Regions from separate parts of the Homo sapiens genome. Here region 2 is linked to region 1. A link is a loop called in an ENCODE intact Hi-C map of the cell type or tissue named here. Cell type or tissue: IMR-90. All regions are shown on one strand. Links, peaks and the distances in the headings refer to the core of each region. The heading gives the core; the rest is flanking DNA.

Region 1 (9,868 bases), core at 671-8,670:
TCTAACATCAGGAACAAAACAAGGACGTCCACTGTCACCATTTCTATTCAACAATCCAATGAAGATTCTAACTGTTACAAGAAGGCAAAACAAAATAAAACAGAACAAAAATTAAAGGCATCTGAATAGGACAAGAAGGTGTAAAACTGATAACCTTCCAAAGCCTCAATTGTAGAGATTTTTCAATACTCACACAAGCACTACCCAATCAGAGAACTCATGTTTAAAAGCAAAAGCCCCTGTGCTATTGCATGGTAAAGACTGAACCACGGAGTCCCTTCGGGCTGGCCTGCCCACATCATCAGTGATCAGGAGTATAAAGTTCCTTCATAATATTAAAAAACAAACAAAATGCTGAATCTATCCTTTAAGGAGTAATAAAAACAAATATTTGCTGAATTAAAATTTATTCATAAAATATCTGACGTTTTCCAAATATAAACACACGTTAATTTTCTTAATCCATTTGAATAAAATCATATAGACTTTATAGTATCAGCTTCACTGCTAACAGAACATACATAACCTTTGTTCCACTGACTGCTTTTAGGTAAGAAACAATAATCCAAGTTTCCAGCCTGTGCTATATATTCTGATGAGGGATACTTTGGTGATGATACTTTGTCAAAATACTTTTTTTGTTGTTCAACATTATGTCCTTGGAGAAACATAATGAAAGTCTCCTCAGTCACTCTGGTTAATCAATTTAATTGTTTCTCTAGAAGTCACATCCACAAAAATAATTGAATTTGTATTGTTCACAAACATAGCAGTAAAACAAGACCTCCCATCTGCCCAAGTAGTTCTTCAACAACTACTTTCGCCAGGTGCAATAGCTCACACCCGTAATCCCAGCACTTTGGGAGGGTGAATGGGGAAAACTGCTTGAGCCCAGGATTCAACACCAGCCTGGGTAACATGGTGAAACCCCATCACTCCAAAAATAAAAAAAACTGGGGGCGTGGAGGGTTTGGGCACCTGTAGTCCTAGCTACTCAGGAGGCTGAGGCAGGAAAATTGCTTGGGCCCAGGAGTTCAAGGCTGCAGAAAGCTACAGAGCTACAGTCACACCACTGCACTCCAGCCTGGGTGACAGAGCAAGACCCTGTCTCTAAAAAAATAAATACCTATGTTTTGGGGGAGGGATAAAGGGGCAGGCACCACAGATATATTCTTTCGATATAAATTGATTTGGAAATTGGAGAACAGTTACATAAGTAAAAGAGATCCCAGATTCTGCCTTCCGGGACAACAAAAAAGGAGGTAAATGTATGAAAATGCCATTTACTGGCTGGGCACAATGGCTCATGCCTATAATCCCAGCACTTTGGGAGGCCACGGTGGGAGAATTGCTTGAGCCCAGGAGTTTGAGACCAGCCTGGGCAATAGAGTGGACCCCATCCCTACATTAAAAAAAAAAAAAAAATCTAGCCAGGCATGGTGGCATATGCCCATGGTCCCAGCTACTTGGGAAGCTGAGATGGATCGCTTGAGCCTGGGAGATTGAGGCTGGAGTGAACCATAATTGTGCCCTGGGCGAGAGAGTGAGCTCCTGTCTCTGAAAAATAAGAGCGGCTTTCACTCACAAATATTCTGACCACTAAAGAGCTACCGCACGGGCCTGGTCCTATCACACAGTCTTCAAGTCTGAAGCAGACAGCAGAGGTTGTTTATATCCAGAGTTTATATTAACATGACCTATATCCAGAAAACTGCTATCTGCCTCAACAGATGTCCACACTATTAAACAGCTCTGTCAAGCTCTTTCAGAATCAAAGATTTTTCTTAAAGAAAAGGAACACACTAAAATTGTCACCTGTAAACCCCACTTCTGGCTCTTTTTTAACAGGGCATCAAGCTGACCCTTTATGCTGTTGGAAAAAAACACGGCTATATTGAAGATTAAAACTTCTAAACTAATAAAAACAACACCACAGTTCTAAATTCTCTCCTGCCTCATCTCCCCTTGAAACTTCAAGCAATCCACACTTGCTCCTTCCTGCCAAATCCTTGCTGTAACTGTGCCATCAGGCTGCTAGCACGAAAAACTGAGTTACTATACCACCCTCTTTGCACTCAGCCCTGGTAGTAGCCAATATTTCCCAACACAGCCAAACAAAGACCTTGTTGTCAAGGACAGGCATCTCGGCCAATGCTAGCTACCGTGGTGCCTCGCCATTACACAGGTTGAAATACAGTCAAATCATTAGGTGACAGAGGGGAGATGGTGCTGACAGACTTGGATTAGCAGAAACAGGACAGCATTTTTCCCACACACGCACAACCCGAACTATAATAAATGAGGATTATCAGGTAAATTCTCATAATTCTCTTCATTTACAATTTACTGAAAATGTAGCCTACAAATGCCAACTCTTCATGTGGGGGGGCGGGGGAAGGGGTGTGTGTGTGTGTGTGTGTGTGTGTGTGTGTGTGTGTGTGTGTGTGTGTGTTTGAAATAAAACATTAAGCCTGAAACGGTGGCTCACGCCTGTAATCTCAGCACTTTGGGAAGCCAAGGCAGGCTGAGCATTTGACTGTTGTTCCAGCTACTTGTGGGGTTGAGGTGGGAGGATTGCTTGAGCCGGGGAGGTCGAGGCTGCAGTGAGCCATGATTGCACCACTGCACTCCAGTCTGGACGACAGAATGAGATTATCTCAAAACAACAATAACAACAACAACAACAACAACAAACAGGTTGCTCCCTAATACTACTGCTTATATTGCTTCTAGAGCACTGATTACAGTTCATATGTCCATATTTGTTTCATTTCTCTTCCACTAAGCCATTAAGTTCCATGAAGATAAGTACAATGTCAGTTTGGAGATATACTGTCCCCAGAACCTAGGCCTGACACATAGAAGGGGCTCAAGGGGAAAAAGAGGAATGAATGATGATCACCAAAAGGAACAACTGTAATTTAAACTTCAGAGAACTGAACCCAAAGATAGCTCAGAGTTTCCAAGAGCCACATTCAGTTTGCTTGAGTATCCTGCTGTAATGAAGGAAAAACAAAACTGAAATTAAAGAGACTCTTGAAAATCAACTGGTAGTTGACATTTCCTTTCCAATGAGTTAGAAATATATTAATAGGTGAATTTAATTTCTTTTTATTTTTAAATATCGACATCCTGTCTGTTTGAAGGGAGGACTCTGAGGATTAAAAAGGGTAACTACTTAAGCACTCAGTGATATACAGAGCATTATAAAATATTAGGATATGATAAATATCATTGCTACTAAGTTAAATAAGCAAACTTCCCAGTATCAGGAACAGGCATCTTCATTCCTATTAAACCCCTACCTTTGAAAATGTTCTCTACGATGTATGTACGATATCAGGTAGCTAAAACTTAAGGTCATCTTTATAAAGAAATTCTACTTTTTATAGATTCAGCATTTATGTTATTATGAAAAAATAACTATTGTAAGCAATTACTTTGCTTTTGTTCAAATGGGTATACAACAAAGAAAAAATGATAAATGCTTCCAAATGTTTCCACAAGTGTTTCAAATAATGTTGCTGTATGACACTTTGTAGGAGCTAGTTAATGGCACAACAATCTTGGAGATGTTCACACATCACCTGTGTGGGCAATGCAAAAATATTCACAGAGGTCCTCTGTTGGAAACACATCAATTATTATAATAACATGGACAATACATCCTCTTATAAATAAAATACAAGTTTAAAAACCCACATTTTCTTTTTTAAAAATACTTATTTTGATGTAAAAAAAAATTTAGACACAGTTAGTCACAAAATAATTTATAATTTTGTGTTGCTGAAAAGTACCAAAAAGACATAATGTTAAGCACTGACACCATTAAAAGGTATCATCAGCCTCAAGGAAACTATTACACAAAGGTGTTGGTTAAGATGATAATCATTAAGACTACAAGAAAAGTGGTGCCCAGAAATAAATACAGGTTTTCCTACATCAAAATAAATGCTTAAGTAACACTGTTAAATCATGAAGAAAAAAAAATATTGTCCTTCAAGGTTATTTTTTAATGAAATCAAAATAACTTATTACCACTTTGTTTCAATTTTAGTTGAAATTTTAGGCAATAATTTAACTATATCTATGCAAGCTCAATATATGTTCACTTCTCTGATTATTAAAAAGTTAGCAATAACCTTCTCTACTCCAATCTTACCCTATTAACATATCTGTTTAACACATTCTATGTAAACCTTAGACTTGTGTGTGATAAATGAGGCTTGAAAGAATCCCTCCATATTTTGATAACTGATTATTCACTTGCATAAATGAATAATGTTAAGTTGCAACATATGATAAACTGACTTCCAGCCCCGTGAGAGCTGCCACTAGTCTTACCTTTCTCATTTGTAGGTTTAATAACATTTACAAGCCTGTCCAACCCACAGCCCGCAGGCCACATGCAGCCCAGGACAGCTTTGAATGCGGCACAACACAAATTCATAAACTTTCTTAAAACATTATGAGATTTTTTGGCAATTTTTCTTTTTTTCTTTTTTTTTTTTTAAGCTAATCAGCTATCATTAGTGTTAGTGTACTTTATGCGTGGCCTGAGACAATTCTTATTCTTCCAGTATGGCCCAGGGAAGCCAAAAGATTGGACATCCCTGATTTAGGCAGTCTCCAGAGGAAAAATTCCTGACTCACCTAAATCACACTGAAGAATATATCAATACAATGGTCTTATTACCTTAAAATTAACCTGTTAAATTTTCTTTCCATGTTCTCTAACCTTTCCTAGTCAAACTGGAAAATATCCAATAAAATTAGTGTAGAGAAACCATACTCAATTCTATAACGAATAATCTCTCATCTTCTCACGAATTTCCTGGAAGTAATGAGTGTGGACTGAAGAAGCAGACATATAGCACACAGACTGGGTCCCAAGTTACAAGCACACTGACGTTATCTAGCTTCAAAGGCATACTGCCTTTCAGAGTCTAAAACAGAGCGATGTGCATCATAAGAGATAGCCTATCAGATCCCTAGGCCCCAAATGTACCAAAGGTCAGTTTTCTAAAGGCAATGTCTATTTTTAAACGAATATAAGTTGGGTTCTAAATCTGACCTCCATTTAAATGATCAACTGGGGAGGAATGTCTGGCTGGACTCCTAAGCAGTTTAAGTTGCTTGTGGAATGGTCCAAACAAAGTTCATTTTATACACAACACACAAAGATTCTCTTAGCAGCAGGCGTCTTCCACAGAGGCAAGAGCAGCAGCTGTGAACAAGGAGCCATCCTGCAGCTGAGGAGCCTGGAATTTACTTCTTCACATAACTGATAAAAGCAGGCCATTCTCCACTAAGATGGTTTGGGAAAACCAATTTCCGAGTGCTCAGTATAAAAGAATGAGCATATTTTATGAAAAACAGAGCATATTTTCAGTGGCGTGCAGAGTACATGAATACCATCCAGAAGAAGATGCCAACAAAAACCTACAGTATTTTCAAGCTTCCTCACAGTACTCTTCTCTTCACAAAGTACAAGTTCACAGCCTACACTGACCAAGAGTCTCAGTGACAAGGAAGAAAGAGTTTTCTTTTGAATTTTGTGTTCAGAAACAGGAAAATAAAGGAAAACCATGAATTTCCTATTACAACATCTCTTAGAGATAATTATGGCATCAACTGATAATTTTGGAAATTTTCATCATTCTCAATTTTGAAGAAGCCTCAAAGCACTGGGAACTTTTACAGCTTTTTAAAAATTATTTTTCATGGGTACTACAACAGTGGTATAAGGTTGGCACTAGCATACTGTACTAGTTGGGAAATTATGTCCTATCCATTTTAATATCCACATTTGAAAAATCACTTCCAGGACAGAGTGAAATTCTAAAACAAATACACCTCTGAAAACACATCTATAAACATAGAACTACATAAATTATATATATATATTTTAAGCCAAAATAATAGTAATTCAGTAAACTCCATTTAATAAACTATTAATAATCAGTAATGAAAGTGAATATAGCAGATGTGCCCATTTGTACATGTCACTAACAAGGTCTGCCTTCTCTCATTAGCCAGTAGTTCTGGCCCCCTCCACCACGCCTAAAGATAAACCAACACAGTGAGTCAGAGGGCAGAGCAAAGCCAGACATCTCCTTTTCTAGATATCTGAACAATCAGACTTTAAGATTCAAAAAGTATCGACCATGAGAAGTGAAAGCATAGCATCTGCATCAAAAGCCTTGATTTGTCATGGCACCTACACACTGAGGATGGGGTGTATGTGTATGTATCTGTCTGTCTCCCCCAGTTCCCTGGAAAATCCTAAAGGTAAAGACTACTCTTGTTCTCTTTTGCAGCTCTAGAACCCAGCATATAGCAGATATTCAAGTGTTAAATGACAACTTGAGCAAATGAATACAGATCTCCTACAATGAGTCTTCCAATGACAAATAATTATAGCTCTCAATTATGCCCTGGTATCTGCATGAGGTCCAGCTCATTCAATAAAACAAAGCATGGTGAAAAACTGCTGTTCCTCACCTCATTCTTTACCTCTGGGATCCACAGATCTCACTTCCTCATGTCCCCAAGAGCTGAGCAGAGTGAAAGTGGACACTGGAGAGCTCTAGGTAGTCTTCCTTTCTCCTCTTCCTGCTCACCCATGCACACTCATTCATTACATATTTAATGGGTACCTACCATGCCCTATACACCATACACAGATGCCAGGAATAGCTCTAACACACCATAGCAACTGCCCTCCAAGAATTTATCACTGAGAAAAGCAGAGAAGTTACTGCAATGCAATGTGAAAAAATGATGGATATACAGAATGCATGCTTCCTATGAGAAGTCAGGCACTGTTTGGAGTATTTACAGGAACTATCTCATTTTCTCCATATCACCACTGCTTAACTTCCTCTCTATGATGCGGTAGGCAGAGACCAGGGAACATTCAGTAGGAACACCTAAGCCACTAAACCAGCCAGGAGCACCTGAGCCACTAAACCAGTCAGAAGGTGATGGGGAGGGGAGGGAAAACAGCACGCATGTGAAAAGAAGGCTGAGCAGAAGACGTGAAACCTGAAGGATCAAAAGAAGTTTCCAGGTTGAAGAGGAGTAAGCAGAACTTTTCATGCAGAGAACTTACCAGGCAGAAAAATCCAGAGGGAAGAAAGACCACCGTGCCATCAGAAGATTATGGCAGAATTTGGTACTGAATCAGCGTAGCTACCCAAAGCAGTTCTTAACATGCTAGGGAGAGAGCTTTCAAGAGTTCTATCTAAAGAAGGGCCTCTGTGAGAAAGAAAGACCGGATAATTTTACATAAATATTTCTAAAACATGCGCCTTTAGAAGAAGCATGAAAAAATTTATTAATTTGTAGCACGTAATATCAATCCTGTTCTATTTTTAAACCCTGAATAATATTTATAGATTTAAAAGATTACTTATTGGAAAGTAATAATGGTGCATTAAGAATTTTACAAAAGCATAGAAATGACCTGGGAAATAATTTGTCGAAAGCTGAAATATTTCTTTAAAATACTCTTAAATAACACCCTTCACTCTAAATTTTGGCAAGATGGTTAGGCAGATTCATGACTTAAAAAATAAAAGTTGTATTTGATGGCAGAAAGTCAACTTTTTCAAACTCAGTTTCCACTCCGCTCCCCTTCTTTAGCGATAGAAGTATCATTTTATTTGGGCTGGCAAAGTGCCCATTTAAACACCACACTTGAGCCTCCCTTGAAGATAGCAGTGGCCAAGGAGTTTCAAGTAGAAGTCAATGAGTAGAGATTCCAGAAAGTCTCATTTGCCTGTTTTCCTTTCCCCTCCTCTTGCAGACAACTAGGCTGGAGCTCCTGTGGATTTGGGGACAAAGGCCTTACACCCAAAAGGCTGAAAGCCAGGAGCCTGTGTCCTTTCCTGATGACTTGATAGAAACACCACCCCAAGTGGTTTCCCCACAGAAAATCGAACCCTGTATAGTCAGATAGCTGTTCCTACTAGTCAAACAGAAATTTCATTGCAGATGCTGGAGAATATTTAAAGTACACATGGTAAGATTTGGCAAAAAACAGTTGCAAATACATTTAGGGTATTAAAAATATTTCATGATTCACTATCTTTTTCTGTCTAAATCGCACATCCGTATGATTATGAAACATCTTTTTAAATCAAAATAAATGTTTTCCAATGTTTTCTTTGGGCAGGAAAGACACCCAGTTCTTGAAACATCTGATCTACTCTGGGTGCTGAATTAGGGAGAGTGAGTAGGGCCAACAGAAAGATCTCTGGAGAGAGGGTGTATAGGCAATGTAGGGGGGGAAATGGAAGTTAAACATCAACAACAACAAATGTAAGCAATTTACAAAAGCTTCCTTGTGTTTTACAAGCCAGGTGAATTGTTAGATAAGAATCAATTTGGGGGTCTATGCCCTAAACCAGCGGTCCCCAATCTTTTTGGCACCACAGACTAGTTTTGTGGAAGACAATTTTTCCACACACTGGGGGCAGTAGGGAATGGTTTCAGGATGATTCAAGTATATTACATTTATCATGCACTTTATTTTTATTATTATTACATTATAATACATAATAAAATAATTATACAACTCACCACAATGTAGAGTCAGTGGGAGCCCTAAGCAGGTTTTCCTGCAACTAGATGGTCCCATCTGGGGGTGATGGGAGACAGTGACAGATCATCGGGCATTAGATTCTCATAAGGAGCACGTAACCTAGATCCCTCACATGCACAGTTCACAATAGGGTTTGCACTCCTATAAGAATCTAATGCCACCACTGATCTGACAAGAGGCGGAGCTCAGGTGGTAATGGGCAATGGGGAGCAGCTGTAAATACAGATGAAGCTTCACTTGCCTGCTCACTGCTCACCTCCTGCTACGCAGCCCAGTTCCCAAGAGGCCACAGACTGGTACTGGTCCGTGGTCCGGGGGTTGGAGACCCCTTCTCTAAATGAATATCTGGTTGCCACTGCCCATCATCACAGGATTTCATGGACTTAACTGTAATAGCATTCTTCTGCTACTGATATCCTGTCATTTTATCTTTAAAAGGTAGAGCTGCTTTATGGCAACTTACCTGATAAGTGACACACATTTCATTTGGTTTTTGTGGAAACGTTATTGTACCTCTTTCTCTATTCCCACCCTCCAAAATAGCTAAAGGATCATGGGCAACGAATTACACTCATCTAAACTTAGTAATTCCACAGGGCTGGGATGGAGTAAGGGGAGGGGTACTCCTGTCTTTGTGCAGAATCAGAAGTCTACTGACTGCAGAAGAGTCAGGATCATGTTCTCTACTCTAACTTAACTCTAAGCATAGGTTTTGTTTAAAGCTAGGAACAAAATCCAAATGGAGGCATTAAGCAAAGTAATTCCATTTCCATTTTTAGCTCTGTTCACTTTTTAAAACAAATCATTATTCCTCTCTATTTCAAATATTGGTTGCCAAACTAACAATAAGCCTACTGTCAAGTCTCTGCTATCTGACAATAACTGCTGAATTCCTACTGTATGGTAAGTTGTTACATAAACATCAGTTTTCTGGGATAGCAAAATGAGTATCACGTCCAGATTCAAACCTAGATTTCAATCCTGATTCTAATAATCACCAACTGCAGGTAAAACCTTGCAGATTAATTTCCCTCTCTCTGGCCCTAGTTCCTAAAAATCATAAAATGAAAATAATGCTTGGCCCTTCTGATACACTATGAAATCATTCCCCTTCTAACATTGTTGGAAAAATTAGTGCTAATATATATAAAGAACCTAGCAAAATGTTTGACACATAATGGGCATTTTATAATTATTAATACAATGCTAATTACTTAAAGGGTTTTAAATATTTAAGTAGCTAGATTACTTATTTGAGTA
Region 2 (9,868 bases), core at 975-8,974, 220 kb before region 1:
TCTACTATTTAGGAATGGCAAGGGGGTTTTAGACAAGCTTGGCCTGCTAAAGATGGTATTTTCAGGAAGCAGAGAGAAGCAATTAGTCACCTGTCAAATGGCTGTGGCAAAATCTGGGCAATGGCTGAATGCTGGTCTAATACCAAGGAGAGGAGAGCTGATCGGGTTTCCTGTGATTGCTTGTACAAATAACAAGCCTTTGGGTGACAGATAATGTGGAGGATAATGATTAAGGAGGACTCCTCCCACTGTGTTCAGCACTAGCCAGTTCTGTACTCTATCCAATAGAGTACCGTACGGAACACAATTTAGAAGACACTAATTCCAAAGGACTGGGGGAAAACAAGTGAAGTAGGGATGATTAAGTTGACAAAGAAGATATCCAAGTGACTGCAGTAAAGAAAAATTGTCCATCTATAAAAGGCAGAAATTTAACAGTATAAGGGCATATTAATACATACAGCATAGGGAAATGAGTGGCCAGCTATATGCAGCAGTAGAAGCCTCAGGGATCACCGTGGACCACAAGCTGAAAAGCCTGTAACGCTAAGCTATTTAATAAGGGGCTAACAAGATATCTATGAACATTATCATTTTATTGGGCATAGCTGAGAAGAGTGTCATGTCCAAGTTTTGCATCTAAAAAGGATAAAGAAAACAAAGCCAGATGCTTGAGAAGAGAAAATATGATTATAGGATGAAACACACAAAGTGTAGTTATAAGAGCTGTGGGAGATACCTGCTTGTTAAAAGAAAAGTCACTAGAAAATTGTTAAGGCAGGTGATGAAGAGCTTACAAAAGGAAATGACAAAAAACCTTTGGTCTTAAAATGACATTTACAGTTTGCAATACATTTGATAATCTTTTTTATTTTCAACAGACATGTAAAAACAGCCATTTAGTAGGTGGAACAGGATTTTGGTTTGGTGGTACTAGGCTATGCTAATGTGTATGACATGGCACATTACCAGCTGCAGGCTTTATCCATTAGCCACTGAGTTTCTGACCTGCTGTCTATTGTGTAGAATCTGAACAAGCTGACTGCTGAAATGCAGTTTGCTGGCCAGTGAACTGAAAGATGCAATAGTAAGCCATCTTCATTTGTCACCATGTGCTTGTATCTGTTTAATTTGTGCACCTTAAAATCCTATGGTGTATTCCATGGCCAATATGCCATCTCCTAGATTACAGATGAGGGACAAGCCAGGTGAAATGGTACAACTGGCCACAGGCCACATAGCTGACCAATGGTAGAACTGAGACTTGAACCAGGGTCTCAGGCTCCAAATCTATTTTCCTTATGTTCCTCTCCCAACTTGCCTGGGGGTAGAGAGCTATACCAAATTTTCCTTCTTTCTTTTTTTGCAAATGACCACGTTATAGTCAATAATCTATATCCAATAACTAGGTTAAGGCAAGCAGGGCCAACACATGTTCTCAGAATCTTAGATGTCAAAAATCTTCATGTTTAGAAAACACTCAGCTCATAAAAAGACATTTATTCTCTCTTAATTGTGTATTTGAGCTGTAGCTAGAGGAATGGAATTAAATATTGAAAAGGGAGAGGACTTATTATATACTGAAATTATTTAGAAAAGTTGTGTGGGCCAGGCTCAGTGGCTCATGCCGGTAATTCCTGCACTATGGGAGGCCAAGGTGAGAGGACTGCCTGAGCACAGGAGTATGAGACCAGCCTGGGCAACATGATGAGACCCTGTCTCTATAAAAATATTAAAAATTAGCTTAGCATAGTGGTGCATGCCTATAGTCCCAGATACTCAGGAGGCTAAGGTGGGAGGATCACTTGAGCCCAGAAGGTTGAGGCTATAGTGAGCTGCAGGGCCACCACTGAACTCTAGCCTGAGTGACAGAATGAGGGACCCTGTCTTTAAAAAAAAAAAGAGAGAAAAGCTGTGAAATCTCTTGAGATTATTTCCCTCCCCACTGCCCCAATAAAACAATTGTATGAATTCTCATCCTGGTAGAATGCTTTACATATGACGAAGAATGGGCTCTCTGCCCTTTCTGAATTCCTTTTGGCCTTATGATTTAATGACACTTGAAGAATTTGGGCTTGCTACATCAACTGAATGAATGGATTAGTTGCTTCATAGAACAAAGCAAAAAAATGTTTTGTTGGTGAGATCTGCATCAAGCATCTGTGGCTTGACAGAGGGCTCATTTTCTCAAGGTTCACTTGAAATTTCTTCCTCAGTGGTTCTATTTTTCAGTCTTTGAGGTTACTAAAAGTAACTGGTTCTGGATAAAATAACCACCCCCAAAAGCTGGAAGAGGTGTGGCAAGATCGCTTAGGCCAAATCACCTGGAGTTCTGCCATGTAACAGCAACATAGAACATAATCGTGAATGTTTATTGTATGCGGTGATGCAAAGCAAAAATTGCCAATTAAAATGATCCATACCCACAACCTAGGCTAAGGCAAATAGAGTCAACCACATCTCTTAAGAGAAGTTCTGGTTTTGTTATTTTAGAGGGTGAATTTTCATATTCTGAGTTAGTCCATAATATTTAGAAAAATAACATTCTCATCTTAAGGAAAAAATATAAAAGAGAGGCAATTAATTGTTAGTAACTAAAAAAAAAAACATTTCCAGGCAGAAAAGATTTAGAGAAGGAAATGTTACAGGTAAAGACAACGGAGTAACTTCTAAACAAAGATGGAAGGCATATTTCTCACATCCATAGGATGCCAATGAGGGTGCAGGGAACAGGGCATACACAGAGGCACACAGACAGCCCAGTGTGCCAGAGTAGCCTGAGGCAGTCCTAATGTTCAATGTAAACCACACATAAGAAGCCTTTCTTTTCCTCAGCTCTCAAGAAACATACAGCTTTTGTGGCATGAACCATCAACCAGAAAAAGCACATTCATGAAATTGAGCTGTGTTGACAACTGTGGGCAGGCATTTTTCTTGGTCTTTAACCAGTTCTTCCAGTGATAATGTCAGACACTGACCAACATATATCTAGATCCTGACTGATATTTGTATATTAGCTGTTCTAAAGTTTTTCCTTGTCATACTTCGTAGAGTTTACAAACTTTTATGTAGACATGACAGTTTACTAAGACTTCATGCTACACAAAGACTCTATGTATGCTCTCATACCTACACCTATAAGCACTGCAGCTCTGTGCAAATACTGATGCATCTGTACAATAACCTTCAAAATAGTTAGTGGTTTTCTAAGAGCCAGGAGTTGAGGATTTATGTAACTTTTGAACTGGTTTGAGTCATCAGGCAAAAAACATAAAGAAAAGTCATTCTTTCATTTTTTTGAGACAGTGTCTCACTATGTTGCCCAGATTGACCTCTAACTCCTGGGTACAAATGATCCTCCTGCCTCAGCCTCCTGAGCAGCTGGGACTATAGGCCCATGTCACCGTGCCCAGCTAGTTATTCCTATTTGCTCATTGGCATGTATTGAGTATCAATCTATTATGCTCATGTTGGCACGGCCTATGCAAATATACTTAGGATGAACATATTGGGTGAAAAATCCTCTTGTACTGACTAGATGGCAGTAAAAAGGTATATGTGATCGCATAAGTGGGTAGTAATTGGCTACAGGTGTCTGAGGGGGCCTTAGGGAAGCAAGAGGAAGGAGACCTGGAGAATAGCTGGCTAACAACCGTGGACACCAAAACAAGTCAGGTCAGTCAGTTACAGAAGAGATATCTATGTGCAAGCATGAGGTAGGGTTTTTAGCTTTCTCATGTGTGTTCTCAAATTAAGCTCCAACACCAGAAACAGCATTGGTCAGCAGGTCTAGAGGATTTTGGACTAACTGAGGAGGTCCTTGATTGCCACACAAACTGGCACTGCCTACTGCCAAGGCCAGAACGCTAAGAAGAAAATGAATGCTGCTTAAATTTAAGAATGTCCTTAAATTACTACTATCTTCACCTCTCCTAGGCTTACCACTAATCTTTTTTTTTTCAGTGGTTCATTTTAAGATCTGAAAGTGAAACAGCCATTACCAAAAAATAAAATAAAATAAATTTTCTCCCTAAATTTCCAAGCTTCATAAAGATACACATATATTCTAGGGAGCAATAATTTAGAGCAATTAATAGACGTTTTTAGTTATAGAAAGTTACCAGTATGTGTGGCTTCTTTTAATGACATTCAAATATAGCAACTCTATGTAATTACCAACCTGTATTAATGTAGCTCTCATGAGGAGCTACAAAAGATCTGCATGATCATCAAGAGGGAGACTAGAGGACAGAGAAGGTAGGAATGGAGCCCAGCCAGAAAGATGCAGTGAAACTTAATCACTGTAATTTAGACTTTGTCACTGAGTCCCAGGTACAAGCTCTTTTAAGCACTGTCAAGATATCTCTACATTAATTGCTGTTCCTGTCTTCTGAGGACACAAACACTCTAATTTGCTGTGATTTTAGTTTTTCTATAGCAATGTGCATTTGGTGGCTAAGTCCCCTTTCCTCCAGAAAAGGCAGGCTGCTAAAGCTCTGATTATCCAACTCACTCTGCCAAGATCAACATACCAAAGTCTCAAAACATCCCTACTTACCAGAGTCTAGAAATGAATGTGACTCAAATGAGTGGGTGAGAAGCTCTGCCACCCTCCCTGAATGGCCACATTCTTCTCTTCTCTAGTAAGTTTGACTTTCAATAGGAGAGTTATTTCTAAAGGATGATTTCAATGATTCTGCATTCTTCCAGTTAGAAGCAGAAAATTTAGATAATCCTTTGAGGCCTTCAGGCAGCTCCAGTCAGCACATTCAGATAATGCAAACCCAGATGCTTTTTTCAGGGAGCTTTGTTGATCCCCTGGGATTTGTTAGATAATGGCACAGCCGCACATTCTGTGCTTTGGTTTCAGGGGCCCAGCTCTTTCCAATCTCACTCCATGGTGATGCCATTTGAGACAAGATCTCTATAACCAACTTTCTTCTGCCATCACATTGGACCAGAGAAATATTTTCAGATGGAAGACATTCTTAAAAAAAGGCATCCTCCTTTCAAAATGACAAATTGAAAACCAAAGAAATAGGAGTCAAACTAAACTTAAAAACCAGAGAGAAACTATTCAGATATGCAAAATGTTCTAAGTCAATGCACAGTCTACTGAGATGGGGATGTGCCAAGAACAGCCAGCGAGTGTCATCATTCTGTCTTGTGTGATTCTGTCTATATGGTTATGGCATCTGATGCCCACTTCCTGTTCTACTTTGGCAAACACATCTCTTATACCATTTGAATCAAACAATCTACTTTCTGAATTGTGGAACGGAATACATAGTACTCAAGAATACTGAGACTACTTTCCCAATTTCCTTTTGCTTGGAAGCCATGGAGTTTCCAGACCTATCACCATCATTTTGAGATCTGCAATGTGGTAGTGGTAAACAGAAACAAAACTAGTGAAAGGCTTCATTCCATGGGGCCTGACATTTTAAATGAAGGGAAGCTCAATGATAAGTAGCGATAGAGACTCCATGAGAAAACAAAATACTTAGCTGGTCAAGTGAAAGCAATCCAAATTAAGTAGAGGATGTCCTCTCTCCTTAAGGTTATCTGGGGTTTACTGACAGATTATGTGCCTAGATTTCCATTTGAAAAATAAAAACTAAATTAAGCCTCTCTATTACTTTTCTTTTTCTTTCTTTCTTTCTTTTTTTTTTTTTTTTTTGAGACAGAATCTCACTCTGTTGCCCAGGCTGGAGTGCAGTTGTGTGATCTTGGCTCACCGCAACCTCTGCCTCCTGGGTTCAAGCGATTCTCCTGCCTCAGCCTCCCAAGTAGCTGGGATTACAGGTGCCTGCCACCATGCCCAGCTAATTTCTGTACTTTTAGTAGAGACGGGGTTTCACCATGTTGGCCAAGCTGGTCTCAAACTCCTGACCTCAAGTGATCTGCCCACCTCGGCCTCCCAAAGTGCTGGGATTACAGGCGTGAGCCACCACGCCCAGCCTCTACTATTTTTCTTGCGGTCATAATCATAGCAGACCCAGAAGACAGCAAGGTTAGATGGTCTCACACATTGATCAATGACTGACAACAATCGAAGATAAAAGGAGAAACCACACAGAGATCAACAGGCCTAAAAAGACAGTGATGGAATGCTTCTTCCCTATGTGGATCTTGTCACATTGGGGATTTTAGGCTCCAATCAAGAGGAAACGACAAATAGTATTTATTTTATCTAGAGGTGTGATCTCCAAGGATACAGGGGAATGTGTACTTTCCTATTCTGAAAGGTATGTCTAATTTTAGCTACACGTTTCTATTGGACATCCCCCACTCTCAACCCATTGCTGCCAGGAGCCAATTACTGAAAAAAAGTTACAATGTAAATATCAGGTAAGTGAGGTTCTCGGCTTGAGAGGCACGTAAAGGACGTGCTTGGCATCGCAAACGATGCTCTGTTACTCAGAAAAGACCTCTGTCTTTTAACAATATGGTCAATATTTTAAAAACATAGTCTTCAAAAGCTTGTCCCAGTATACATTCCCTATTACTCACCGAAAGCCAACATTACAAAATTACAAATTTCCTCTCAAATTGTAGTAGCCAGGAACATTATTTTAAAAATCAAATCCAACTTTAAAAAGAATAAATCTGCAAAATTTTCTCACAGTTTAAAATAATGCACTAAAATTGCAGGATTAAAGTATTTTGAAGGCAAATAAAGGGCATTAAACATATAAAAATAATTGTCACTGCAGAAAAACCTCCTTTCCTTATACACTATTGAGCAAAGTAAAGTGGGCTGAGGCCAGGGAACTGGGCTTAGGTCTGGGCTGGGAATCAGACAGCGGGGAAGGGTGGTTACCTTGTGTGGGAAGCAGCATCGTTTATACTGAAGGTGCTGTTCTCCCTTGTCAGAGGGGTCGAGCCGGCTTGGCTCTTGCTGTGTATGTCTAAGCTCAGGGAAGACTCTGTTTTCCGGTCCAGGCCGTGGCTCTCTGTCTCCAAAGTCCGATCTGCCATGGAGATTACTTCACTGGAGCTGTGCCATAGGGGTGCCACTTTCTCCTTGCCTGGCCCTGAGCGAGGTGACGATGTGGCAGCCCCCAGCGAGGCTGTGCTGCCGTGGCTGGGGCCATAAGAGGTGGTGTCAATGCCACTGTCAGCAGAGGTGCCTTGCAGATAGTTATAGCTGTTGAGTTCGGATTCTGTGCGGTCCCCATCGTACCACTTCTCATCACTATGGGCACTTGACGCATTGCTGGAGAGAGTATTGCTACTGGAGTGGCTCGAGTAGTGGCTATCAGACTGCAAGAGAAGCAGAATTTATTTGAGTGCAAAGTTTTGCTTCCTGAACAAGAGAATAACAGAAATGACACTGTGATTAATTTCTAGTTATAGGGCTCTGAAGGCCTAAAAGTTCCAATAATGACTAGTCACAGTAAGACAGGGAACCTATGTCACTATGGTCCATTCAGAAGTATCCATGGTAAAGGGTACTAGAAACGTGTTTTTTTTTTTTAATCTATTTTTCATTATTTGATTTATGCTAAAGTATCAATACTATTGAGATTATTTTAGTCAGGAAGAAATTTAAATTGTCATTGAAGTTTTAGTATCTTAAAAGAGAAAGGAAATGACATTTCCAAAGGGATTATAATTAGAAAGCATGTTAATTCTAAAAGCCCTATTTGTTCAGAGTAAATAGAAGGCTGAATATAAGACTTATGTCTAGAGAGACCTCCTTCCCCAATTAGCCTCTGTTTAGGAGACAGCCTTCTAAGACATGCTTTGAGGTGAAATTTATACAGAGGTACCAAGGCAATTCAATGGGGAAAAAATTAGGTTTATCATGAAATGATGGTGAGACAACTGAATATTCACATGCAAAAAAGAATAAAGTTGGAACTGGGGCAGTGGCTCACACCTATAGTCCCAGCACTTTGGGAGGCCAAGGCAGGTGGATTGCTTCAGCTCAGGAGTTCAAGCCCAGTCTGGGTAACACAGCAAAACCCCATTTCTACAAAAAATACAAAAATTAGCCAGGCATGGTGGTGCCTGCCTATAGTCCCAGTTATATAGGAGGCTGAGGTGGGAGGATCGCTTGAGCCCAGGAGGTTGAGGCTACAGTGAGCCGAGATTGTGCCACTGCACGGCATTCCAGCCTTGGTGACAGAGTGATACCCTGTCTCAAAAAAAAAAAAAAAGAAAGAAAGAATAAAGTTGGATCCTTACCATATAGAAAAATAAACTCACAAATGATCAAAGATCTAAATGTAAAAGCTAAAACTATAAAGCTCTTACAAGAAAACATATGTGTAAGTCTTCAGGACCTCCAGTTATAAAATGGTTTCTTAGCTATGACAACAAAAGCATATGAAACAAAAGAAAAAAATAAACTGGACTTCATAAAAATTTAAAACTTTTGTGCTTCAAATAACCCAATTAAACAATGGGCAAATGATTTGAATAGACATTTCTCCAAAAAAAAAAAAAAAAACAAAAAAAAAAAAACACCAAAAAACAAATGTCCAACAAGCACATCAAAAGATATTCAATACCATTAGTTATTAGGGAAATACGAATCAAAACCACGAGATGCCACTTTGGCTATAATAAAAAAAAGCCAGATGATAATGAATGTTGGCAATGTTGGGTATATAAAATGGGGTGGTAACTATGGGAAAACAGCTGCAATTCTACGTTGGTATATATATATACCCAAGAGAAATAAAAAGGCATGTTTCATTGTACGTGGATGTTTACAGCCAAATTATTCATAATAGTCAAAAAGTAAAACAAAAAAAAAATCCAAGTGTCCATCAACTAATATATGGATTAAAAAATAGGGTATATCCGTAAAATGGAATATTATTCAGCTATGAAAGGGAATGAAGTACTGATTCATGCTACAACATGGATGAATCTTGGGAACATAATCAGCGAGAGAAGCCAGGCTCAAAAGGCCACATATTGTATAATTTCATTTGTATGAAATGTCCAGAGTAGGCAAATCCAGAGAGAGAAACTGGTGACTGTCTAGGTCTCCCAGGGGATGACAAGCAGTCGGTGGTGGTGACGAAAATGCCCAGGAATCAAGCAGTGCTGGCCGGATAACTCTGTGAAAATGCTGCTACAACTCACTCAATTGTATATTTTAAATGGGTAAATACTATGGTATGTGAATTATATCTCAATTTAAAAAACATATAGAACTCTTTCCATATGCTGGCTTAGATGCTTAGAAAGAACATTTTATAGAGTTTCCCAAATAAGAATTTAAAAGATATCTGAATAAAATAATATTTTAAATTAGAGGGAGGCGGGAAGTCTAGATGATTGCTGGAGATTAAAAGAGAAGAGAAGGAACTGTGTGTGTGTGCGTGTGTGTGTGCGTGCGTGTGTGTGTCTTTTGGTAGAGGAAGGAGCAGGCTCTTCATTGGCTAAGGGGAGGGGCAGGAGTAGGACATGCCAGTTTCTTTTTTTTTTTTTTTTTTGACGGAGTCTTGATCTGTCACCCAGGCTGGCGTGCAGTGGCATGATCTCAGCTCACTGCAACCTCTGCCTCCCGGGTTCAAGCGGTTCTCCTGTCTCACAGCCTCCAGAGTAGCTGGGACTACAGGTGTGTGCCACCACACCTGGCTAATTTCTTGTATTTTTAGTAGAGACGGTTTCATCATATTGGCTAGGCTGGTCTCAAACTCCTGACCTCAAGCGATCCACCTGCCTAGGCATTCCAAAGTGCTAGGATTACAGGTGTGAGCCACCGTACCCAGCCACCAGTTTCACCTCAAAGTGAAACATCTCTTCCCCTTGAAAAAATAATCAATCCCACTTACTTTATTGGTGTTACTCTAGTTTTTCTCAATAACAACTTACTAAGTGCTGTAATAAAGCCTTCATTTATTCT

The links. Hi-C counts contacts between places; a loop is a spot of excess contacts. Peaks named below come from ENCODE experiments on the same cell type or tissue, not always from the same donor. Only the 100,000 strongest peaks of a DNase experiment are listed, where the experiment ranks them.
Region 2: a loop joins it to region 1, with 2.1 times the contacts of the local background. A loop is called at or near these places in 2 of 110 quality-filtered maps.

Annotation. Positions count from the first base shown.
Region 1 is chr14:71,484,346-71,494,213 of GRCh38, reverse strand. The region is part of intron 2 of SIPA1L1 (signal induced proliferation associated 1 like 1); the gene reads right to left. It overlaps LOC145474 (a long non-coding RNA gene), which reads right to left and starts at 6,353. Exons shown (of 1, transcript NR_027046.1): 1 at 4,500-6,353. In IMR-90, for the core only: no CTCF peak of the experiment used is centred there; DNase peaks (open chromatin) are centred at 1,653 and 5,163; H3K27ac peaks cover 441 bases.
Region 2 is chr14:71,706,620-71,716,487 of GRCh38, reverse strand. It overlaps SIPA1L1 (signal induced proliferation associated 1 like 1), which reads right to left. Exons shown (of 24, transcript NM_001386936.1): 17 at 6,824-7,266. Among named protein-coding and RNA genes, the nearest start is that of RGS6, 220 kb to the left of the region's middle. In IMR-90, for the core only: no CTCF peak of the experiment used is centred there; DNase peaks (open chromatin) are centred at 2,037 and 4,567; H3K27ac peaks cover 2,879 bases.